2 separate regions of the Homo sapiens genome follow, and region 2 is linked to region 1. A link is an interaction called in ENCODE POLR2A ChIA-PET data of the cell type or tissue named here. Cell type or tissue: PC-3. All regions are shown on one strand. Each heading gives the region's core, and the rest is flanking DNA. Links, peaks and the distances in the headings are about the cores only. Region 1 overlaps LOC105372988 (a long non-coding RNA gene). Region 2 overlaps MTMR3 (myotubularin related protein 3).

Evidence for each region. Peaks named below come from ENCODE experiments on the same cell type or tissue, not always from the same donor. Only the 100,000 strongest peaks of a DNase experiment are listed, where the experiment ranks them.
Region 2: POLR2A ChIA-PET joins it to region 1 with 17 read pairs; 2 of 35 experiments call an interaction of 5 or more read pairs at or near these places.

The regions. Positions count from the first base shown.
Region 1 is chr22:30,185,022-30,197,828 of GRCh38, forward strand. It overlaps LOC105372988 (a long non-coding RNA gene), which reads right to left. Exons shown (of 3, transcript NR_188588.1): 2 at 7,112-7,209. It also overlaps a transcript of HORMAD2 not described here. Among named protein-coding and RNA genes, the nearest start is that of LIF-AS1, 48 kb to the right of the region's middle. RefSeq lists an enhancer at 11,345-11,464. In PC-3, for the core only: no CTCF peak of the experiment used is centred there; no DNase peak of the experiment used is centred there; H3K27ac peaks cover 1,399 bases.
Region 2 is chr22:29,969,216-29,982,022 of GRCh38, forward strand. It overlaps MTMR3 (myotubularin related protein 3), which reads left to right. Exons shown (of 20, transcript NM_021090.4): 3 at 1,761-1,847; 4 at 9,227-9,316; 5 at 9,721-9,837. The coding sequence starts at 1,845. Among named protein-coding and RNA genes, the nearest start is that of MIR6818, 31 kb to the right of the region's middle. RefSeq lists an enhancer at 10,515-10,564. In PC-3, for the core only: no CTCF peak of the experiment used is centred there; no DNase peak of the experiment used is centred there.

The sequences.
Region 1 (12,807 bases), core at 809-3,308:
TGCAAAATGTGGATAGTGAACCTGTCTTTCCACCTAGGGTTTTTAACAACCAGGAGATAGAAGCAGTGGGTTATGACAGTCTACTCTAAATCTGGCACAGTACCTGTGATCCCTCTGCCTGGGCTCTGGGATAGTTTGGAGGAGGAATGGAGGGTTCCCTTGAGGGACCAGCCCATTCATCATCAGTGGTTCTAGAGAGATCCTGATCCCAGGAACCAGGAGAGCCTGGACCAGTTCTCTGGCCCCTCCTCCAGGCATTTGGGTTACTGTCGAGCAAAAGCGAGCTTCGTCGGAACCTAGTTTATGCTTAACTGAAACTTGGGCATTAGTCAGAAACAACTCAGCCTTCAAAATGAGGCCCACAGGGAAGCTGTTTTTATTAATGAAACTCATTTATGATTATAGTATATAAAGCAATCATTTGCATGCTATGAACTGTTTAAGAGATTATGGTGATGATACAATGTGTAGAGAGGTAGAAAAGTTACAGAGTTTACAAGACGATAAACCACCTTTCAATAACTTACTATTGTTTAGATTTCAAGTGCTTCTTAAAATGGATAAGCTAAATAAACTCTAACATAGTTCTAGCTAAAAGTCATTAGTCTAACAGTTCTGGTGGAAACTGTTAAACCAATTCTGCAACCAAAAAGATAAACAGCTAAAAACTGCCAGGTATCAGTATTATTGTAATATTCCCTTTATCAAAAACCTATAACTGAAATTTATAGGTAAGAGTTTACAGTAAGCAGCAGGTACCTGGAAACTTGTCAGTTAAGGTTTCCCTTTATAGAAGAACCTCTGCTGTAAGCTTTTCAGCCCTCTAAAGCCAGTAAAATTAAAAAAAAAAAAATAAAAAGAGCTTTCACTATTAGTTTCTAAGGAAATTATATAAAGGTCATAATACTAAGAGAAAAGCTTTAAATTGTCATTTCCAATAGGACATAAGCCTCCTAAGAAAAAAACAACCTTGTGTGTTTTTCTTGGGGGGGGAGGCATATATAAATAACAATCAAAAATCTTTTTCTTTCTTGATTTAATTTTAAAGGTGATAGTTAACTAAATCACTTTAAAATGACTTCCTGCTGCTCCCCCAACCTCCTCAAAATTAAGAATACAACAAATATTTGCATAGGTTTATTATTCACATTTAATCATGAATAATTCACTTTGTACAGACAGCTGGGTAAACAAGAGATTTGGAGTTTCCTTTTTCTAGAATATTTTTCCATTGGCTGAAAGGAAACAGCATCAGTGGTGATTTTATATGATTTTCAGTGCCATCTTGTTTTCTCTCCTCTGGATAGGAGACCCCTCCTCCCTCCCTCCTTCTGTCCTTTTTTTTTTTTTTTTCTGTTTACTTATTTCTGCCAGCTTTTGGGCTACACCTCATCAACATAACATTTTTCATTACAAAATGAAAAAATAGCTCAATCATTCAGTTTTTTATTCTGCAAGACAACATAAAGTGTTTGTTTCTCACTTTCCACAATATTAGAGTTTTTTTAAACTGTGGGTTTGCTTTTGTGTGAAGACCCTCTTACTGATGGGAAAATATCTTTCAGAACTAATTCTGCCTCATCATTACCTCCTCCATCTTTTCCTATCAGCCATTAACAATTTCACAATTATTTGACTGTCTGCCACAAAGTTGGTTCTCATTTCCCTCTGCACCTCCCAGGCCTACGTGAGGAAGTGGAGCACGTATCACTGAACATAGGTTTACCCAAGGCTATCAACTCTTGGGCAAGGGGGGCATAATTTACCAAAGGTCAAGGATCCTTTCAGTTCTGTGAACGTCATTAATCAAATTGCGATAGTATAACCTGTGGTTTAGGAGACAATAAGGCTTGCCATAATTCATCTACGACCAAAGAAGGGGTTGGGGGTGGGGGGGTCATCGTATATCTTTGGGAAATCCCTGCATTTTGTCATGGCCTCTGGGAAGTAAGAATTTTCGACACCCACCAAATGTCAAGCATCCACTCTAACTACGTTAGTTGAGGACAAACATTGGCTTTGGGATGTATGTGCCCTCTATTCAGCAACACATATAATAAAATGTGAATGTCGTAGAATGGCAAGTAGCATTCTAGAGAAAATTAACCATACTTTGACTAAATGAAAAATTAATGCTTTCTTCATTTAACACTTAGGGTTTACTGTATGCTAGATGTGTTCTAACCATGTCATACATATTAACTCTTTAATTCCCATAACAACCCTTTGAGATAGGTACAATCCTTATCCCCATTTTACAGATATGGAAACTGAGGCACAGAGAAATTAAGTAATTTGCTTAATGTCACCACAGGAAGTGGTAAAGGTAGGATTTGAACCAGGCAGTCTGACTCCAAAGTCTGTGCTTTTAACCACCATGCTTTGCTATGAGTATAATATCTGCTTATGGCAAAATAAGAAAAGCACAAAGAAGAAAAAAATTACCCATAGTCCCACTCCTTACTTTAGTATATTTCCTTTGTGTGTGTGTGTGTGTGTGTGTGTGTGTGTGTATTTTTTTCCGTTTTTTTCAATTAACTATGCTTTGTGAATATTCTCTCATAGAAGATACTGATTTGATTGAACATTCAGATCATTTTCTTAGTCTACTGTGTTAAGTACTGGCCCAGCTAAGTTTGGAAGCACTTATGATTGGTGGAATGGAGTGGGGTAGAGGACTGCTGATTTAGCAGATGCATTTTTTCCCCAAGCCAAAGAGCTGCCCTGAAAATGGGCCAAATATAATTTCTTTTAAGCAACCTGAAAAAAGTGTTTCAGCCTAGAGACATACTGTGACTTTTTCCTTCAAAGCATTTCATTTACGTTCACTTTATAAAGTTCAGTTTTCTTAGGGGCAAGGTAGCAGGGGCAGTGGGGGTGGTGTGGGGGAGCCGCTGTGAGTCTTAATGCAAAGAGGAATGTAGGCTAGTCAACAGGAAACCCAAAGTGCTTGATACAGCACAGTGACCTCTAATTGTACCTTGGCATGGCTGCTTTCTCTTTCTTTGATAGGTGTTGCAAAAATATAATAAATATAATAATATATCTTTTTTAAAAAAAACATTTTTCTGGTAAACAAAACTGTTGTTATATGCCAAGACAATAAGCATCTCTGAAGCCAAGACAGTAGTGGTCATTGCTATGGCCAGCTACAGCTTTTGGCCAAGTCACATGCCATCCTGTCAACAGCCAAAGAGGTAAACAGCATAGATATGTGCTGACCTAACCTCAAAAACTCTTGGGAGCACAAGGAAATTGGCTTGAAAAGACTCTCTCTTTTTCCTCCTTGTTAATTGAATTTCTGTCTCTAATTAAAGAGACAAAAACAGAAAACAGTATTCAAAAGGGAAAGTCAAAGAATAATCCCCATCTCTGGAGAAAAAAAAAAATCATTGAATCATCAGAAATATGGCTGCATTGATTCTCACTCTTTCCCTGAGCTGTTTACCCATTTTCAGGTGAGGAAGTGAAGAGGAGGGCCAAGGGCCAACTTTTTCAAAGGGCCCTCTCTGGGAATTACTTTTGTATGTACATAAATTTCCACAATAAGTATCTTCTGAAGTTTTCATGCAACTGAGTTGTTCTTTCAAACTTCTTATCCAATGTTCTAACTTGAATTGTGCTACCAGAAAATCAGGTGTATCTTAATTGCTAAGTCAAAGTTGGCTTCTTTTGGAAACCAAAACTCACTAACTTGAGCCCCTAAACTCACCCCACCTCCTTATTTTTTCCTTTAAAATACCTTTTTCCCCACTTCCTACAGTCACTAGTCTTAGGTCCCCTTGTAACCATTGCAGGCAGCTGCTGTTCGAAATTTTAAAAATGAAATTTGGGCCGGGTGCGGTGGCTCATGCCTGTAATCCCAGCACTTTGGGAGGCCAAAGAGGGCAGATTGCTTGAGCCTAGAAGTTCAAGACCAGCCTGGGCAACATGGTGAAACCCTATCTCTACAAAAAGTACAAAAATTAGCCTGTAGTCACAGCTACTCAGGAGGCTGATGTGGGAGGATCACTTGAGTCCAGGAGGTCAAGGCTTCAGTGAGCTGTGATCATGCCTGAGTGACACAGCAAGAGCCTGCCTCAAAAAAAAAAAAAAAGTTTTTTTCATTAACCCGAAAACTAAGGTCAAATCTCTTTCTGTTTCCAGTGTTTTGAAAACTAGTTCTAATTCTTTCTGTCTGAGTCTTCGCTTCTAGTCTTGGGGGAATGACAAGGCATTGGGACAGGAAACTAATAAGCCCTTCCAACCAACAGCCTATTAGCTGTTGAAGGTTACCACTTCATCCAGATTCCAAAGAGACTCCTTCAAGGAAGGATCTGGGGACCAGTGAGTACCTAGGAGCAGACTAGCAATCTTTCTCCAGAGAAGGCTTTAGTAGGTAGTAACTACAACTCACCCTAATATGTTATATTAGAGCTCACCACTTACAGAGGACTTACAAAGGGTTTCTGATGCGTATAATTGCATTGAAGTTTCACCATTATCTCCTGGGGGTGGGGGATGGGTGGGTAGTGACTATTGTACATAGCCTGTGTTGGCTGCCCCATATCTCACAGTTTATGGAGGACCTGATCTGAGTGCACCTGTACCACGTACATGGCACGTGTACCATGGCCTTGCTCCCTCCTTGCCCTGAGTCTTCCTCCTTCATTCCTTGCCCAGCTCAGCTATAGTGTCTTATATTTCAGTCAAAAGCTGTCTTTCTCCAAGACATACTGATCAGTTAGCTTAAGCTGTGAACGTTTGGTTTTGGTGTCCCCCTACCCAAAGAGGAGTCTTCAGGGCTCCTCTCCTGACACCCTGCTGCCTGCTGTTCCTGTGCTCTCACACCATGCCTCCCATCTCCCAGGACTCCCTGAGGCCACACCCCACCCAGGCCTGCTGTCTTGGAAAACCACTCATGACTTGAGCTTGAACCTTTTCTCCCACAATTAAACTCACTTGCCCTACGTCTCCTCTCTCTAAGTCCTACTAGGGGTCCAATTTGTGCTAAGAGACTACTAGCTGGCAATGGTATACTATTCTAATACCCCAGTCCTCTCAGGACCACTTATTAGCCATGTGGGCTTGGGTGAGCAATTCAGCACCCCCTGAGATTCACCTGTGAAATGGGGATAATCATTCTTTACAAGTGAGGACCAAGTGAAATAATTTGGAATGCTATATACATATCACCTGAATTCCTTCTCGCCCCTCAACCCTCTCTTTCTCTACTAAAGTAATTTCAGGGCAACATCTTCTCCTGCCTGGATTACTGCAGCAGCCTCCAGACCACAAAATTTTCTCTGCAGTTCAAGTACATTTCATTTACCATCTTGCAGATGGTAAGACATGTTTACAAGTCAGCTGGCTTCTGAATGTGTCTTCTGGGCATTGAATTCCCCCGACTACTTTCATCTTATAGCTTCAGCCACTATCCCTAGCACGGTTATCTCTTGCAGTTACTGGTGTAACTTTCGATGGCACTATGAAGTCCCCATTGGCACCTGTTTATGCCTCTCGGCCAAACCCCTGCTAAGGGGGTGACAGGGGCAGCATGCTCCAGTAAGGTTGAAGCACTCTTCTCATGGAGGCTCACCCAAGAGGGAAAGAAAAGCAGAAGGAAATGAGGGAAGGAAAGGTGGAGGCTAGAAAGACACTTTGGAAACTGTGAAAGTGGCCCTGAGCTCACATGAAATGCAAGCCAGCAAAAGTGTTGAGATTGGAAACTTTAATGTGGCCCTTTTGAGAGAACAGCTGTAGCACTGCAATTTCCTAGAAATCTGGATGGACACATTTAAAGAGAGTGAAGCACTGAATGGAAATAACTAGAAAAGAGGCTTCCTCCTGAGCTCTGAATGTCCTATCGTGGAGGAGTTACAAGAAAGAGCAAAGCTAATAGCCAACTGAAAACCCACATGTTGTACATTTAAGGTGATAGCTGGGAACCCAGATTCTATTTTTAGTCAAAAAAGTGGGGGGAACATGCATGAATTGCTATGAGCAAGAAAGGCCAGCAAGGAAAGAGAGAGAAACAAGGGAGGAGAGGCCAGTGCCAGCTTTCAGGACTGACATTATGGTGATTTTTCTTTCCCTGCTCTGAGAAGTTGATCTGGTGGTCCTAAGTTCCTGGCATTGGGCAATTTTCCAAAAGTTTGGAGAAGTTACTCATGAAGAAGAAGCCAACTCCAGACAGCTCGTCGGGAAATGTGGAGAGTCAGTGCCTGGGTGGTTTTCATACTAATCCAGGATTTATTAAAGCTCAGAAAGCAAGCAGCAGAGAAGGTTTTTATAATGAGACATTTTGCAAATAGAGTCATCAGCATTTTTTGATAGGAAAGAAAGTTTCTCTCTGAAACTTTCTGAAGGAGGTGGCTGGCTTGGGAGGATGGGAAGAGGAGGGGGGCTCCTTCTATGAGTGCTGTGGCAGGTGGGGGACTCCAGCAGTGGGAGACTCATTCCTTTCTCAGTCCCCTCCCCTTCAGGGTACAAAGTTTTTATTTGCAGTTGGGAGGAATTAGAGTCAATGATCTAATAGAGCTAACTTTTTCCTCTCAATATGGTATGATGTGGCATTGGTAGCTCTGCCAGATACTGATGCTACCAAGGGAACTTCAGTGCAGGTGGACTTCACGTTATTACATTGACTTATTCTTCCAAAGTTACATAGAAACTAAATTGTTTTAAATCTACACAAGTAGTTAAAGAAGCCCTACTGGAAATCTTTTGTAAATCTAAATATGCATCTGAAAGGCGAGTAAACACTTCCAAAAATATTTTGCTTGTAGCTCTGAATTTTGATTTGTCTCCTTTGCTGCCGGAACATTCAAGATGTATAAATGTTGTGGTGTAGATTAATCATCTGTCCATACCCACCTTGATTTTCCAGAATTTTATATTAAGCAGATTGGTTTCCCATCATGTAAAAAAAAAATCCAATAATTCTGCAGCTTCTTTGGGACTTTATAATTTTTTACTTAAAGCAACAACCAAAAAATTTTGTTATTTCCAAACACACTAGAAGACCACATCATCTAGCCCTTGAGCACAGAATTGGCCAAAGTTTGAATGAGGGGCTAGGCCCTGAGCATAAGTTGATGCTGATTGTCAGTGGTCAACTCAATGTACATACCTTCTTGGGAATGGGTTCTGTGCAAGGCACTGGCTGGGTCCGATGAAAGGAAGTCCTGAACTGTTCAGGCAGCCCATCTGATGCAGCAGCAATAAGCCCTGAAGAGGAATAGGGTTAACAAATACCAACAGTTTAACGTATACCTCAGAGCAGAGAGAGAGGTCTAGCATGGTGAGGGAAAGTTTCAAGGAGGGAGTGAATTTTGAGCTGGATCTTGAGGGGAGGTCAGGGTTTGTATACATAGAGTCAGACAGGAAGAGCATCTCCTACTAAGAGGAACAGAGGAGTGACTGCTCAGAGGTGTGAGGATTGAAGGGGGTTTGGTGATAGAAAATGGACCAGTGTGGCAGGATTTCCAGAAAGGAAATCCTGGAAAAGTTTCAGAACAAATTTTGAATTAAGGGTTTGCAAACACTTATGCGAAAACAATAATTGCTAAGAGTCAAGCATGGGTGCACTAAGAACTAGTCACTTCCTGTTTTTTATAAGGTTACTAGACTGGTAAACTACAGGATGTTGTCCAAGGGATTCTTGTGATTGGCTGGAATTTGGTCTTTTTCTAATGTAAAGTTTTATTGTTCTGTGTAAGAGTAGAACTCAACTGTGTTGAGTTCCATTATGCCACTCCTTGCAGCAAGGTATCTGACATAGGCTCTGTGATATTCTTGGTAGGGCTGTGGTCTGTGTAAGTCAACATTCATCCCCAGAGGTGATGGATCAATGGCAGGATAGAGGATGGTTTCCGTACTATAACAGGGCTTGATGTTTGGCCCATTTCATTTTTCCATCTTCATTATTGTTTGCCAATGACATAAGGAAACATACAGGCACACAGGATACCTTATCAGAGTTCCAGATAATATGAAACTGGAAGAGATAAATAAATGTATTCATTGATATATCAAAAAAGATCTTTTGGGGCTAAAATGATAGACCGAAAAAAGCAGCTGAAATACAATAGTTATAAATGCAAAATACTGTATCTAGGGTCAAAAAATCAACTTCTCAAAAAGCAGATGGAGAAATATGTCTTAACCACAGTTGATGTGAAAAGAGACCGAGGCCTTTTAGTTTACCACAATATGACCTAACAGTGTAATGCACTTGGCAAAAGAAGGCTATATTTAGTAAACATATCATGTCACTATGTTCTTTAATTCAACAAGTCCTTATTTTGTCCCCCAATATGTGTCAGGTATGAGGTTGGGCAGTGAATACACACTGGGGACCAAGACAGAAAGAGTCCCTCCCACAAACAGCCTGCAGTTTAGTAGAGGACAGAAACAAACACCAGAAAAAGTAAACATATAAAATCATTAAACCTTGTGAAAGGGGTCTGGAGGGGCACAAATAAAAGTGGGGAAGGGTCAGAAGGGACCTGCATTTCATGAAGTGGTCAGGGCAGGCCTCTCTGAGGAAGTGGTGTTTGAGCTGAGGCCATATGAAGAGGAAGGACAGTCAGAGAGACAAAACACTCCAAGCAGGACAGTGAGTGCATAGGCCCTGAGTCTGAAAGGAACTTGATGTGTTTTTGGAACTGAAAGACCAATGAGGCTGGTCCCCACTGTGGCTGCCAATGTCCATTCTCCTGTCCTTCCATAGCGATAGGGCTTCTGACACAGGGCTACCTGGCTGTAGTATATTTCCCAGCTTCCCTTGCAGTTGAACATGGCCATGGGACTGAGTTTTCATGAGTGGAATGCTAACAAAAGATCTTCTGTGACAGCTGGGGCCCTTAAGAGGTGGGTGAACCCCCCCTACCCTTCACACTTTCCTTTTCTTGCTGGATGCATCTGAGGCTTGGTAGTAACCCAGCTTATACCAGAACACCACATGGAATAGCAGATCCCCAGTCAGAAGGGGCCTTGGTCACTGAATGACTGCAGAGAATACAGCCCCTTGCCTGCTTGGATCACTCATCTCACTCATCATCACTCAACTCTCAAGATGGTTACTTGAGAGAAAAAAGATTCTATATTCTTTAAGCCACTGAAGTATTGTCATGTCTCTTACCTAACCTAACTATTACAGAAACAAAGGAGATACTAGCGCCACCAACCAGTCCACATTTAGAGCGTTGCATTTAGTCCAAAGGTTCACGTTTTTAAAAGAGACATTGACCATCTGAAGCATGTCTAGGGAAAGGTAACAATAACAACATTTAGGAGTCTGAAAACCAAGTCAATGAAAAATCTGTTAAAGACATTACAGTTGTTTAGTCTGGAAAAGAGATTTCTCCAGGGTGACATGATAACTGTCTTCAAAAATTGAAGAAGAGGAATGAAACTGAATTGGGGTAGCTCAGTGGGACCTATGGCTGGTTGGGATTTGTGATGAAGCAGATTCTCATTCAATATAGGGAAGAAGTATCTAACAATGAGGGGTGATTAGAAAAAGGCCAGATTACTTTGAGTATCAGAGGCTTCTCCCTATCACTGCACCCAGAGAATGGCCACCCACTTATGAGATGTTGCAGGGGTGATCCAATATCATTGTGGCAATGCTAGTGAATTCTAGGATTTCATGTAGAAGAGGTGATATATAATGCAGGTGAAGCCAGGTCACAACGGGGAACTGACTGTCAGTTTGGAGTGTATCCTGGAGGCAAGTAGTATCTTGAAGGTTTCTGAGCAGAGTAGCAACATGATCAAAGCAATCTGCTAGGAACATTGCTTTGGCCAACACAGGGTGGTAAAAGTCCTGATTTTTATAGCCCGTGTTGGTCATTGGGTGCTTATATTCCCTGAACCAGTAGCAATTTAAAGAAAACCAAGAGTGGGCCGGGCACAGTGGCTCACGCCTGTAATCCCAGCACTTTGGGAGGCCGAGGCGGGTGGATTATGAGGTCAGGAGATCGAGACCATCCTGGCTAACACAGCGAAACCCCATCACTACTAAAAATACAAAAAAATTAGCCGGGCATGGTGGCACGTGCCTGTAGTCCCAGCTACTCAGGAGGCTGAGGCAAGAGAATTGCTTGAACCCGGAAGGCAAAGGTTGCAGTGAGCTGAGATTGCGCCATTGCACTCCAGCCTGGGTGACAGAGCGAGACTCCGTCTCAAAAAAAAAAAAAAAAAAGGAAAACCAAGAGTAAACAACATTGATTTTCTTTACTTTATTTTTGAGATAATCCAAAAAAATAGTTATGAGCTAGCATTTTTTAACAATTTATCTTCCAAGATGAATGATCCTTTCATTTCAAGGAGCTCAAAGTACTTGACATCCCAGTCTCATTCAGGCTTGTCTCATATCTGAACCGCTATGTCAGGGGCAAGACTGTCAAACCTCCTCTCTCAGATAAGAAGGATTCACAAAGAGGGGAAGTGAGTTGTTCAAGGTCACAGTGAGTCAATGGCAGGGCAGGCTCTTTGACTGAGGTCTCCCAACCCTCAGGCCTGCACACTGCCTTGTGCCCATGCAAAGGATACCTCAACTAGGAATGTCCCCCACATACCAGAAAAACCAACCTGAATGAACATCCTTTCTGAAGATAGAAATTACCTGAGATATTTAAGGTTCAACCAATCTCATTTTGTAGATGAGGAAACTGAGGCTTAGTGAACTCAGGCCTGGGATTCCTTGTACTACATCTTACCATCCTATCTACCCATAAAATGGTAGGCCCAGAAACAACCTACATGATTACCTGGAACCAACTAGGCTATCATCATCAGCTCCACTGTCTGGAAATATAAAGGCTCACATTGGCTTTGGCCACCAAAGAGAGGAAACATTCTGCAATCCTTAAAAACTCATGGCCGAAGGGGGTGGGGAGAACTGTTTGAGCCTTGTACTTACAAAGTCAAAAGGGAAAACATGTGTTTCACATTTGTCTTGGGATGGGAAAGAAAAACTTTTCCTTTCACTTAATCTTGGTTTAAACAAACAGAGAGACTGCCCTTTCTGTAAACTCACCGAATGTCAAATATTGTTCACTCGCATGGCATTGGCTTACTAAGCCACTACAGAGCCACTTCCCTCACGTAATCCCCTCAATCCAAAGGCACTTCAACTTGAAGAGGATCAACTGAAATAATACACATTTCCTCTGATGATTGGACAAGAGGCAGCCGATGGAATCAGGTTTCCAAACCTATAACCCCTGGTTTCAGCCGGAGACTTGAGGCAATACAGCTTCAGTCATGACTCAGGATTTTGCGAGTGAAAGCAAGCACGTCAAGTGATGTAAGAAAATTCCCCCATTCCTCCAACCCACTGGCTTCCTCCTCCCTGGAGAATTCAGTCAGACAGCATTGTGTTGGGGGTGGGGGAGAAACAGAGGTATCCTGTCACTGGGTGCTGAGCTGCCGGCACGCCTCCTATCACCATTGCCATGGCCAGCGTCATCACCATCGCGGTGGCCAGCGTCAGCGTTTGACAAAGGAAGTACTCAGTTACAATTACCTTCCTGTTGGCCAGCAGCTCAGATAATTGCTTTGCAATGTGTGTGAGAACCTCATAAATTAAACCAAGAAACAGAGGGGCCAGGTCTGGGCTGAAGGGAAGTGTCAAGTGGAGGAGGCAGTGATGCAAGGCTACCTTTGAAGTCACTTTGTTTGTGAAAAGTCTGCTGTGCTCTCTTAAGGAAACTCCACTGGAATGAGGTTTCTGTGCATGTGGGGTTTAGGGCTATTGTTTTTGGCTCTGACTTTCACCTCAAGCCCTAGCTAGGACATGTATAAATCCCATAACAACAGCCTGACATGAAATTGCTCACCCTCTCATTGCATCAGGGGACTTTTACTCAGGCGGATTTTGAATGCCTCATTGTTTAATAGGACAGGAAGTTTACTCTCAATGTAAATGAGGAATCCTTTTTCTCCCCGCCTTACCTCCTTGGAAGATTCTTACAGAGGCCTGACTTGTTGGCCCTAGTCTAGCTTCTGGTCTAGCTCCTTCCATAAAAGCAGCTGCAGCCCAGCAGCAGCCTCCCAGTTTCTTTATTAGGGTAAGGCTTTTCTTAGGACCAAAGTTTTTGGGCAGGCTTTTCCCTAGAGGGAGTGCTGGGTGATGGGTTAAGTAAGGGCCACCCAGGGACAGGGTGGGGTTGGATGTGAAAAGGGTTGGATTTTCTCTTTTCAGTTTCTTCATTCTGAACTGGACCTAGGTTTTTTTTTTAATCACAGAGAGGGAAGCCCCATCTCTAAATCTTATGATGCTTTTCTTCCTTGGGATATATCACAAGGAAAAAGTGGGTGACTAGCCCACATTTGTGGCATAAGGATAGGACTCTGAAGTCCAAATGTATCAGATTAACCAGCATGAGCAAGAGGATGCCTAATTCAGAACCATGACCCTACCCTCTGTTAGAGCAAATCTCTGAGGATAGAAACTTCTAGAAAAATCCTTGTGGGCTCCCCCACATCTCACACCACACTCTGTAGGCAAACCCTTTAAAAAAGGCACAAGTATAACCCTCTCAATCTTCTTCTGATGCCCTCAGCAACAAGATTGGCTGAGAGATCTTCAAAGGGAGAATAATCTCAGATACAATTACTTTAGTCAAAGGAAACCAGTTATGGACAACAACTAGGGAAATGACAGAGACACCAACTCAGTAAGATGAGGAAGCCCTAGTTTATTTGGTTTGTATATCCAGAATCTTTTTTCCTACACATCTGAAAAGATACCAATAATGAGTTAAAAAAAAAAAATCAAGTCAACCACTGCACATGTAGACCTAGAGATTAGTCTAA
Region 2 (12,807 bases), core at 8,733-11,232, 210 kb before region 1:
CACGAGAAGAATAGATTTTTCTTACAATGCTCTTCATCAATAAATAGAAAATCCTTGCTTCCGGTTGCTGACACAAAAAGCTTGACTTCTCTTTTTCTATCCTATTTAATTAATCCACTCAAATCCTATGGGCAGTATTTTCAAAGTATATCCAGAATCAGTAACATCCCACCACTTCTATCTCTACTACCTTTTCATTGCTATATTGTCTCTTGCTGGGGTTAATGACGCTTTCTAATTGGTCTTCTTTTGCCCCTTACCCCCAGTAGCCTTGACTGTTCTCTACCCAACAGCCAAAATGATTCTTTTTTTTGTTTTTTTGGTTTTTTTTTGAGACTGAGTCTCACACTGTCACCTGGGCTGGATGTGCAATGGCGTGATCTCGGCTCACTGCAACCTCTGCCTCCCAGGTTCACGTTATTCTCCTGTCTTAGCCTCCCGAGTAGCTGGGACTACAGGCACACACCCCCATGCCCTGCTAATTTTTTGTATTTTTAGTAGAGATGGGGTTTCACTATGTTGGCCAGGCTGGTCTCGAACTCCTGACCTCGTGATCTGCCTGCCTTGGCCTCCCAGAATGCTGGGATTACAGGCGTGAGCCACCACACCCGGCCAAAATGATTCTTTAGAGTAAGTCATCTCCTACCATTCCTCTGCTCAAAATGCCTCAACACAATCTGGGCCTTGCTACTGCTTTTATGTTCTCTTGTTCCCTTGCTTACATTGCCCTTAAAAGAGTTTTATGCTGCACATTGAAGCCCAGACTCCCTGAAATATCCTGTGTTACAGAAGCTTAGCAAACTAGAAATGTTGGTTTTGCATGAGACTGTTCAAAGAAAAGAGCAACTTACTTACTCTTTGTATAAGCCTATTTTTGGGTTTCTAGTTGGATATTCTTTCCCCCTTTTTTGTTCTTATAAAACCAGGTAAAGGTATTAGTACAGATTGTAAGTTTTTAGAAGAGCATAGAATATTTGGGTAATAAGGCAAATTTATTTTTCCTATTTTGCTCGTAAGTCAGTTTGGTTTCCTCAGATGGGGGATCCATTTTGAATTTAGAGATAACCACAAAAACATCCTAAAATACTACAAGAATAATGATTTTGCATTTGCAGGTTGATGTTATTTATTTTTTTGAGACAGAGTCTTGCTCTGTTGCCCAGACTAGAGTGCAGTGGTGTAATCACAGCATACTACAGCCCCAACCTTCCAGGCTCAGTTGATCCTCCCACCTCATCCTCCTGAGTAACTGGGACTACAGGCATGTGCTGCCATGACCAGCTTTTTTTTTTTTTTTTTTTTTTTTTTTTGAGACAGAGTTTCACTCTGTTGCCCAGGCTGGTCTCAAACTTCTGAGCTCAGGCTATCTGCCTCAGCCTTCGAAAGTGCTGGGATTATAGGCATTAAGCCACCTTGCCTGGCCTGTAGGTTGATTTTAATTGTTGCTTTATTCATCCAAGTTTTATGATATTTTTTGTTTTACTACGAACATTAGGAATGTTAGCCTTTGATACTGTTTTTGCAGAAACAGGTTAAGACTAACAGGAGTTTTACAAAGGAACTGTCAAATTGGGATTTGACTAGTGGGAATTGGCTGGGTGATAATCAACTTTTTCTTGGCTGACTCTGATCAGCTTCTTAGGCCTGTGTATATACAATACCTTTGTGAGGATATGGCCGATTAGGGGAAAAACTATTGCCAATTTTGCCTCCCCTCCTCTTTTTTTTTTCTTCTTCCCCCTCTTCCCCCCCACCCCCAGACTTCACCATAAGGGAAAGAAGAGAGCCTTGTTGGACACTGAAGAAGGGACGGGGATTTCTCCTCCTAATCTGGGCCTCTTGTCATGGTAAGTACAAGGAAATAAGAGTAAAAAAAAAAACAAAAAACCCTGTGTCCTGACAATTAAGTGAACACTAATAAATTCATACTTACCCATTTTTGTTTTTGTAAGAAATTATTTCTTTTTCTTTCCCAGATCTCTTGTGTCTTTTCTTTTCTTGTTTACTTAGTAGTAATAGAGTACTCCAATATACAGAGCAGTTTCATTTCTGTTAACTTTAATCCTGTGAGCTAGATGTTGTCTCTTATTTTTCAGTCAGCAAGTAAATGGAATCAAGACTAAAACATACAGTTCTCGGACTCCAGGTTTTTAATTCCTTTTCTAGGAAGTAGCGTGTAGTGAAAACTGTGTGTGTGTGTTTGTGTGTAGACAAATTGTAAGATGGTAATCTGCATATTTACTTAAAAATTTTTTTAAATTGACAAATTACATATATATTGTGTACAGCATAATGTTTTGAAATACATATATACCTTGTGGAATGGCTAAATCAAGCTGATTAACATATGTATTACTTCACATAGTATATATGCTTTATGAATTTATAGAAGCAATTCCCTACCTTCCCTGTTTTGTCTCTTTAAGGCAGTATTTTGATCCCATAGTAGGTGGAGCAGCCCTGCACACCCCCTCCTGTATCTTTAACCAGAAAGAGAATTTAATGGACAATTTAATGACTTACGGGCCATTTCGGGCCCAGCTCAAGCAGAGAAGATGGAGCAACAAGCCAGCCACATTTTCATCAATCCTGAGGAAATGTAAACAGTGCTTCAAGGCTTAAAAAAGAAATGGTCCTCTGTAATATTGTCCTTCTTCTACCTTGTGATGTTTCCTAGATCCAAACTGTTTTATGCTGATGCACAGAGAAGGAATTGAAAAGGCTACATTAATTTCAAGCTTCATTAGGGACGTATGGAAAATGCTTTTCAAAATTAGAAAAAGTAAAACAAAAAAACTAGTTGTGCAGAAATGTCATATTAAAAGGAAGAGAAAGGTAACTGCCCTTATCTTAAAGGCATGCCAATTTTTTCTTAGTTTGTGGGCATTACAACTTTATGATTTATCTTATACCTAAACATTGATGAACTTTTCCTGTTATTTTCTTGATTATATTTTATTTTATTGGTTTTCCCACAGAGTTTTCAATGAATTGAAAAAGTGCTTGTCTAGTATTTCAGCCAGTGCTAATGAATAACAAATGATGGGCTTATGAAAGCAGCTCTGTTCTGTATTGAGGGTTTGTCCTTCATTGTATACCACACGGCTAGTAACAGTGTGGTCCTCTTCCTGGTGCTGCTGGGTTCTCCATGGTGCCTAGCAGAAAGTCTTCCTGGTGTTTTCCCTGGCCTGATGCTTTAGACAACGCTTGGGAGTTGATTCTGTGTGTACTAGTTGGGGAGTAGCATGGCCATGTATGTATCTTTTGTTTTTGTTTAGTTTCTCATAAAGTAGCATTGTTACAAGTTTTTACAAATTCTCATTTATAACTCTACCACCAGAACCCATGGTTGTATTCCGTTTTCTTTTTTCTTGAGACAGAGTCTTGCTCTGTTGCCCAGGCTGGAGTGCAGTGGTGCGATCTCGGCTCACTGCAACCTCCACCTACTGGGTTCAAGCGATTCTTGTGCCTCGGCCTCTCAAGTAGCTAGAATTACAGGCACCTGCCACCATGCTTAGCTAATTTTTGTATTTTCAGTAGAGACGGGGTTTCGCCATGTTGGCCAGGCTGGTCTCGAACTCCTGACCTCAGGTGATGTGCCTGCCTCAGTCTCCCAAAGTGCTGGGATCACAGGCATGAGCTGCTGTGCCCCATTGGTTATATTCCTTTCTAACTAGTTCATGTCTCATATGTATGTTTTATATAGTTAGAATGATAAAATAATTAAGTTTCTATTTTGCTTATTTCACTTAATGAATTAAACATTCTCCCATGTTGATTCCTTGGATTCCTAATGATCATTTTACTAGCTGTATAACATTCTGCAAGTTGTTGAACCATTGATTTTAATTATATACTGTATAATAGCATTTAGAGTGTATGTCCTTAATCCTTAGTTTTTGTGTAGACAATTCAGGAGCATTGAACATTCTTTTTGTTTTTAACTGTAAACCGCTGTACTAATTTGAGAGTGACATTTTTCCCTTGTCTTTTATACTCTTAAAGGTTCTTAAACGAGATTGGAGTCTGTCTTTGAGAGGTTAAGCATTAGCAAAATATATTTTCATGTTTTGTGGAAAATCTCAAGCCTATGCAGAGAGAAAAGTACAGTGCACTCATATGAACATCATTCAGCTGCAGTAATCATAAATTCATGACTATTCTTGTTTCATTTGACCTCTTTTACCCCTACCCTTTTGGCAATAATCCCAAGCATTTTATCAAGGGAAATGTATTGTTTGTCTTCTAATACCAGTCTTACGAATATGACTGGAAATGACAGTAGGACTGATAATTATTTTCACTTCTACGCTTTGCAAACACGAACACTAGATATGAATTCAGTTAGTAGGATTAATTGACTGGTCATCAGTCTCTCCTTCCCATGTACTTTATTTTTTTGAAATGGAGTTTCACTCTTGTTGCCCAGGCTGGAATGCAATGGCGTGATCTTGGCTCACTGCAACCTCCGCCTCCTGGGTACAAGCGATTCTCCTGCCTCAGCCTCCTGAGTAGCTGAGATTACAGGCGCTTGCCACCACGCCCAGCTAATTTTTGTATTTTAGTAGGGACGGGATTTCACCATGTTGGTCAGGCTGGTCTCGAACTCCTGACCTCAGGTGATCCATCTGCCTCAGCCTCCCAAAGTGCTGAGATTACAGGCATGAGTCACCGCACCCGGCCCTTCCCATGTACTTTAAATATTTATCTCTATGGTTGACTTCTGCTCTGAAGCATGTACTTTCCTCTCTTAGCTGCATAATTTAGCCAATAGCAGAAACTAGCCTGGAACTGTGGTGACTGGCCCTTTTTCAGTATTTTGTAGATGACCCCACTGACTTTATGGAGGTGGATGGAGACTACGAAGTGCCAGATGCCACAATGCCTGGTGTTCCTCAGCAGTACCAGGAAATTAATGACATGGAATACATCTCTCTAATAAGTTACTGCTTATAGCTAGGATACGTTTGTTTCCAAAACTGTTACCAGACCAGCGTTTCCCAATTTATCTTCTTCCAACTTCTCACCTTATTAACCATCTCAAGTTTGGCCTTCCTCACCTATGAAACTCACAGAAACTATAATAAATTCAGGCTAATTCAACTGCTAAATTCAACTGTTCAGCCACATGGGATCACCAGTCCCCTAGATTCAATGAATCCTAATGTTACGTCCTTGGGGATTAAATGCATTTTTGTGTACAAGGGGAGAAAAGTTCTGAAGCTTTACAGGTAATGTGAATTGAGACAATAGCTTTTAAAAAGAACATTTGTTTGATTATGAAAAATAAGTACTTCATATTCTTGCCTTGCTGGCCTAATTCTCAGTTGTTTTATGTTGAAAATCATGCATTTTCAGTTTTCAGTAGCTACTTTGGTGATACATATTGGTCTGGATTAGCACCCTGGTGAGTGTGCCAGCAAGAGTGAGTAGGTAAATGGTTTCTTTTTGTTCTTTACAAGCCTGCTACATTACTTCAGTTCTGTGCTAAAAGTCAGCAGAAAACTAGGTCAAGGAATCACTTAAAGATTAATAATGGGTACCTCTGTAAAATGACCTTACACAGAATAAAAGTCTAGGCCTTATGAGTTTATGTGAGGTAAAAAGTTAATGTGATGCTGAGAAGTTATGTTAAAAGTATACTTTTATGTAAGATTTTTGCTCCCCTCCATGTTTACATAGCATTTCCTTACTATCCCATATTGGTTTATGAGAAAAATCTCCCTAAATTGAAGATTCTTCACATCTTTCATTTGGTCTCTTTTTTTGGAGACAGGATCTCACTCTGTCGCCCGGGTTGGAGAGCAGTGGTGCAATCATGGCTCACCTTTCATAGATTAGCACTAGGAGAATGGTTTTAGGAAAAGCCTGGCTTTTGGAGTGAAGCAGCTTTAATTGGTATTTAGTATTAGAGTATAGTAGAGAAGCAGCTCTGATGGTTTCCAGACCTCTTTTTACTTCTTAAATTATTGAGGTACCCCCAAGAGGGTTTGTTTATGTGGGTTATGTCTGTTTATACCATATTAGAAAATAAAACTGAGAAATCTTTAAAATGCTCATAAATTCATTTAAAAGTAACAACAAACCAATTATATAGTAGCATAAATAACATTTTTTGATGAAAAATATTTTTCCTCATCCAAAGATAGTTTTAGTGTTAACATTTTTGCAAATCTCTTTAATATTTGGCTTAATAGATGACAGGTAAATTCTCATATCTACTTCGGCATTCAGTCCGTTACAATGTTTTCTTTGAAATATATAAAGAAAATGCAGCCTCAGGCAGATACGTGGTTAGAAAAGTAGTTAAAAAAAGGAAGAGTATTTTAAGTTTTCCCAGATAATTTATATTTTTCTTTAATACCAAACCAAAACTTGACAAGTGATGTGTTTTTTTGTTTTTGACACAAGGTCTTGCTCTATTGCCCAGGCTTGACCGTAGTGGCGCAATCACAGCTCACTGTAGCCGCTACAGTGCACCTCAGGTGCAGGTGATCCTCCCACCTCAGCCTCTTAAGTATCTGGGACTACAGGCATGCGCCACTGTGCCCATCTAGTTTCTCTATTTTTTGTAGAGATGGTGTCTCACCATGTTGCCCAGGCTGGGCTTGAACTCCTGGGCTCAAGCGATCTGCCCACTGTAGCCCCCCAAAGTGCTGAGATTACAGGCATGAGCCGTGTACCTGGCCAGTGGTGGTTCTTTAAAGGTTAGTTGCAGTGTAGAATCTGAAACCATATCAGTGAACTTTTTGTATTATATTACATTAAAACCATTAGTCTGTCTTGTACTTTGAGTGAATCTTTTATCCACATATGATTTTGTAACATGCATTGGTCATTAGGAAAATAATGGGTTCGTTGATTGAGGCAGATCTTCAAAAGTTGACATTTTATTATAGTGTGTGTTTTTTTTTTTTTTTTAAATCACACTTGGTAATACCTTCACTTTAAAGATAAAAGTTGTAAGTACTAGGAAGCTATAAAGTTCATGGTGGGAGATGAGAGGTTTTCCAAAATCTAATCTTTGCACAAAAGCTTTATTATTGACAACTAATACTATCTTTTGTTGTTACTGTTTGTTTTTTTCCTAATAGTGTCTTTTGGAAAAAAGACCTGCCAAATGTCCAAGTCTGCATTACCATAGTTTTTCCATCAGTTGTTCTTCCAATTAAGAATGATACTCAATGAAAAAAAATGGCTAGTTCATCTCTTAATTGAAGCATTTGCACAAGTGCTTTACTTTGTGACACCGTAATATTGCACCATACATCAGAGGTGTTTTACTTGTATTTCCTCTGTAAAAAAGACTTCTACTTAAGGGTCAGGATTTAATAAATAGAATTTATAATATTTCCTTGCTTTATCAAGGTCATTCTTATGAAATTGGCACCACTGTCTCAATTGTGCTAAGGTACCAGCAGTTTTACCTACCAGGTTTTTTTGCACTATTAGTATAGATGTCAATACAGTGAAGAAAGGCAATAATACCGTAATATTATTGGGAAGGTTTTGACCTCGCAGGGCCCCTGTAAGCATCTCAGAGTCTGTGGACTTCATTTTGAGAATCATGCTAGTGTAGAGTATTACCAGTTTATGATTATGGTTGCTGTTAGTAAAACCTTAAGTGTTGTTTATAGATAAGAAGAAAAACTCTTTTTGGGGGAAGACTTACAAAATTATTGGAATTGTGTTAAGTAGTGTACACAGAAGCAACCAGTAACCACTGGTTATAATTCTTAATGCTGTCAGTTGAACATGATGTGGCTTTTGCTCTTTTAAAAATTGCTGTGTGGGGCCAGTCTTGGTGGCTCACACCTGTAATCCCAGAACTTTGGGAGGCTAAGGTGGGAGGATTACTTGAGCCCAGGAGTTTGAAACCAACCTGGACAACATAACGAGACCTTGTCTCTACTGAAAATAAAAAAAATTAGCCTGGCATGGTGGTGGGCGCCTGTGGTCCCAGCTACCTGGGAGGCTGAGGCTGGAGGATCACTTGAGCCCCGGAGTTGGAGGTTACAATTAGCTGTGATTGTGCTGCTGCACTCCAACATGGGTGACAGAGCAAAACCCTGACTTAAAAAAGAAAAGTGCTGTGTAAACAGATTCTATTATAATTTAGTCAGGCTTTGTGATAGATGACATTTCTCTCATGTCTTCCTATACCATAAAAATTCATAATGCAAAATATTACTTTTTAATACAAATTGTAATTTACATGTCATCTAGATGAGAATTTATTGCTTCCTCTTTTGAAATTGTCTTAACAGAAATCTATTTTGTAATATAAGGCAGAGTAAATGAAGGATAGTCTTTCATATATTTTCAACTTGGGAAATTCAGTTCTTAAGCTTACTTTTTCTTAGAAATTGTTTTCAAGCTTTCTATTATGAAAATTTCACATATAACCAGAGTAGACACAATGGTAGAGATAATGAACTCTCACCCAGTTTCATGAATTACTAATTCATAGATAGTCCTGTTTCACTTATGTCCCGCTTCTTCCTTACTCTTGCCCCAGTTATTTTGAAGCAAATTTCAAATGTCACCTTTCATTTTTAAATATTTCAGTATGTATCTCTCAAATAATTTAAGATCGTAACTTAAAGAGAAAAAAGCATTATATCTTGGTTTCTCTTAAAAGTAGTGTGGGGCTGGGCACAGTGGCTCATGTCTGTTATCGCAGCACTTTGGGAGGCTGAGGCAGCTGGATCACCTGAGGCCAGGAGTTGGAGACCAGCCTGACCAACATGGCAAAACCCCGTCTCTACAAAAATAGTAGCCAGGCGTTATGGCACGCACCTGTAGTCCCAGCTACTCAGGAGGCTGAGGCAGGAGAATCGCCTGAACCCAGGAGGCAGAGGTTGCGGCGAGCCAAGATTACACCACCGCACTACCTGTGCACTACACTACCAGTGCACCACTGCCTGGGTGATAGTGAGATTCTGTCTCAAAAAAAGAAAAAAAAGTATTAAGAAGCTGTTAGTGCCTAATAGAAATATTCTAACCTCTTTGACATTTTTTTTGCATCAATGTGTTTTCAGACTAGATGTAACTAATGTATTGGATAGAAAAACTTTTTAAGATCAATATTGTTTCCTTGAGCTTTTCTGCCTGTTCACCTTGGTCTTTGTACTTTCATTGTGATTATGCTAGCAGATATGGCAGAAAAACCAAATATGAATGATTAGAAGCTTTGAAATTATTTTAAGGTTTTGGACTTTTCCAGGATGAAGAGACTCGGCACAGCCTTGAGTGCATCCAGGCCAATCAGATCTTTCCCAGGAAGCAGCTGATCCGGGAGGATGAGAATCTTCAGGTAATTATAGGCCACTTTTAAATGTAAAATATTTATTTAGCATTAACTGTATAGCAGAGTTAATGGATTTAAGTGTAACGTACTATATTATATATATATATAACATACATGTAGTAGAAATGCAAGCTGGAAAACATCTCATTTTAGCAAGACTTATTTCCTGAGAATCCACTGTTTAAGATGATCTTCTCTGTATCATTCCTTTAGTAGTTCAGAATTTGAATAACTAGATATATTTGAATTAGGTGGGTATAAACCCATCCTCTTTAGCTTCCTTATCTACTTATGTGCTGTGTTTTCAACTTCAGTGGCAGAGGATTTACCATCCATTCAGCCAACTGATGTTTGAAGCTTTTTTTTTTTTAACTGCTTCAGAACTCTGAAGGGTTTCTTTCATTTCGAAGGTTCCTTTCCTTGAACTTCATGGAGAGAGCACAGAGTTTGTGGGCCGTGCCGAGGATGCCATCATTGCCCTTTCCAATTACAGACTTCACATCAAGTTCAAGGAGTCTCTTGTTAATGTAAGTGATTACCAGCTGTTCTCCCTCTAAGGTAAATGGAGAAAGTAAGTCAAAAAACTTAATGCTCTCAAAGAGAGGAGAGGCATACAGAATTGGGAGAGAAAGCATTATGTGCTCTGCTTTTCTCACTTAATTTAGCACTCAAGGAACACTGGCTTGGCCAGGCGCGGTGGCTCACGCCTGTAATCCCAGCACTTTGGGAGGCCAAGGCAGGCAGATCACGAGGTCAGGAGATCGAGACCATCCTGGCTAACACGGTGAAACCCCATTTCTACTAAAAATACAAAAAATTAGCCGGGCGTGGTGGCAGGTGCCTGTAGTCCCAGCTACTCAGGAGGCTGAGTCAGGAGAATGGCATGAACCCGGGAGGTGGAGCTGGCAGTGAGCCAAGATCACGCCACTGCACTCCAGCCTGGGTGACCAGAGCAAGACTCCATCTCAAAAACAAACAAACAACAACAACAAAACACACTAGATCAGCAAGCAGCTCTTATGCTTGATTTAAAATGATGTGTGTAGTTGTCAGCTGAGGTGTCCATTGTTTAGTTTAACAGTGAATGATTTGCATTAGGTAATGCTGTATCATTAAGCTTTATAAAGGTATAAAGGCTGAATGGGCTTTTATTCTGCAATCTTTAGTAGTTACCAACTGCCTCAGTTGAGATAATTCCCTTGGCCTTAATGTCAAAAGATGAGATGCACTTTGAGCTCACTGCAGACTCTCATTACAGCATGAGGTTACTCTAATGACTCCTTGGTGGTATAAGTGTAGATGTTAAGTATAATGTTGATTTGCATAATGGACTATGTATTACTGAAGAAAAGGAAGCCTCTTGATTCTCAAGAGTACATTTACCCTTTTCAGTTATGAATGTCCTCTCAGTGAACTGGTTCTTCCAGTGCTCTGCTATCATTAGCCTTAAATGAAACGAATAAAGGCTTGAAAATTCATGTACTTACAGCAAATGCCTTCTTCCTTCTTTACTTGCCAGTGTTGTGGCTTTCTACACTCCACTTCCAGCACAGAGAAGTGTATTATGACACGTTAAAACAGCTCAGGACTGTAATTCCATGCAGACTGTGTTTTGGCTTCATTTTGGGATTCTTTGAAATCTTGTTCATTCGTTTTACTCAGCAATTAAAAAAAGACTCAGTGGCTGTCATTTTTTTTTTGGTAGTTGACATTTTTTACTTCTTATTATCATTCTTCTTTGTAGTTAAGCATTTATGTCCAGGAGCAGTTTTGGCCTGAATCCCTTCTGGCTTCTAGATTTGGGCCATGATTATAGCAGTTACATCAGTTTTCTGTCTATCAGCTAAAGATACACACCAGATTCATTAAGGAAAGAGGCAATGCTGTTCTTTCATACTATGTAGCACTCTGTTCAGAAGGGTCCACTTGGATTTGAGTAGTCGTGATGGGGAGGGGAAAGGGGGGAAACACCTATAAAATCCCAGCAACTGAGAATTCCCCACCAGCTACTGTGGAAGTAATGATAGTAGTGTTTAGTAGAACTGCCCAATTTAACTTTGTGTTCTTTCAGTGTTTGAATTGCTGGAATTAAATTATAATTAAATTGCATGTGAGAATGATAGTTTCATATCATTGCATTTTCTCATATCATCCTGTATTTATCAGTTTATTGGTTGATGGCCAAGTGTTTCAGAGACTATTTTAGAACTATTTGGGAATAAGGTCTGCTGGAAAGCAAGCAGGAAAGAAAGAAAGAAAGAAACTGATCATGTCATTCATCAGCTTAAAGCCCTTCAGTGTTTCTTCACTACTTCTATGATGAAGATCAGATTGTTTAGCATGACATGAAGCTGTCTGACAACGTGGCAGGGACCAAGGATCACAGCTTCCCTCCTTTCCCCATTATCACATTTTTACTTGTAAAAGCAGCCTCTTTGTACTATTCAGCCATACCTCACACCTCTGTGTTCTCTTTTCGGCCCAGGAACTTCTGTTCATCTGTCAAAATTCAGTTCAGGTGATAACTTCTCCTGTGAAGCCTTTCTTAGTCCCAGTTCCCTCTGTGACAGTTAACTACACTCTTTCTTTGCTTTGTCTTTATCTTGTACATTCTTTTATAACATTTACCAAATAGGTTGTAATTTTTGGTTAATTGTTTTTGTGTCTTCAAGATCCAGCATGTCTCCTGGTGCCACAATATTCAGTAAATATTAAATGAATTGAAGTTAATGTGGGTTTGAAGTGGGCATTAGAACCTTTTCCCCCTTTGGTGTTTAAAGCTCATTTTAAAACAGTACACTTCTGTGTGAATAGGCTGTGGCTTAATTGTCTCTAAGGATAGCTGTGTGAGTAGGTTGTTGACTGGAATTGTTGATCCCCCATTGTGATTGAGAGATAATGCTTAAGGAAACTTGCCACTGTTCTTTCTTTTGATCAATTTTCTTAATCTGAAAGTGTTTTTTTTCTGTTAGCATCATAACCCTCTAAGGCATAGAGCCTACATGTTACTTAAAAAGCCCAGGGTAGGCCGGGTGCAGTGATGCACGCCTGTAATCTCAGCACTTTGGGAGGCTGAGGCAGGCAGTTCACCTGAGGTTGTGAGTTCGAAACCAGCCTGGCCAAAATGGTGAAACCCCATCTCTACTAAAAATACAGAAATTAGCTGGGCATGGTGGCATGTGCTACTCAGGAAGCTGAGGTAGGAGAATCACTTGAACCCAGGAGGCGGAGGTTGCAATGAGCTGAGATCACGCCACTGCACTCCAGCCTGGATGACAGAGGGAGACTCTGTCAAAAAAAAAAAGGAAAAAAAAAAAAACACCCAAGGTAATGGCTTTGTACAGAAAAATGATGGTGTAAAAGTATTTTGGCATTGCAGTGACTTTAAAAATTTCAGATTGAGGCCGGGCGCGGTGGCTCACGCCTGTAATCCCAGCACTTTGGGAGGCCGAGGCAGGAGGATCACGAGGTCAGGAGAGCAAGACCATCCTGGCTAA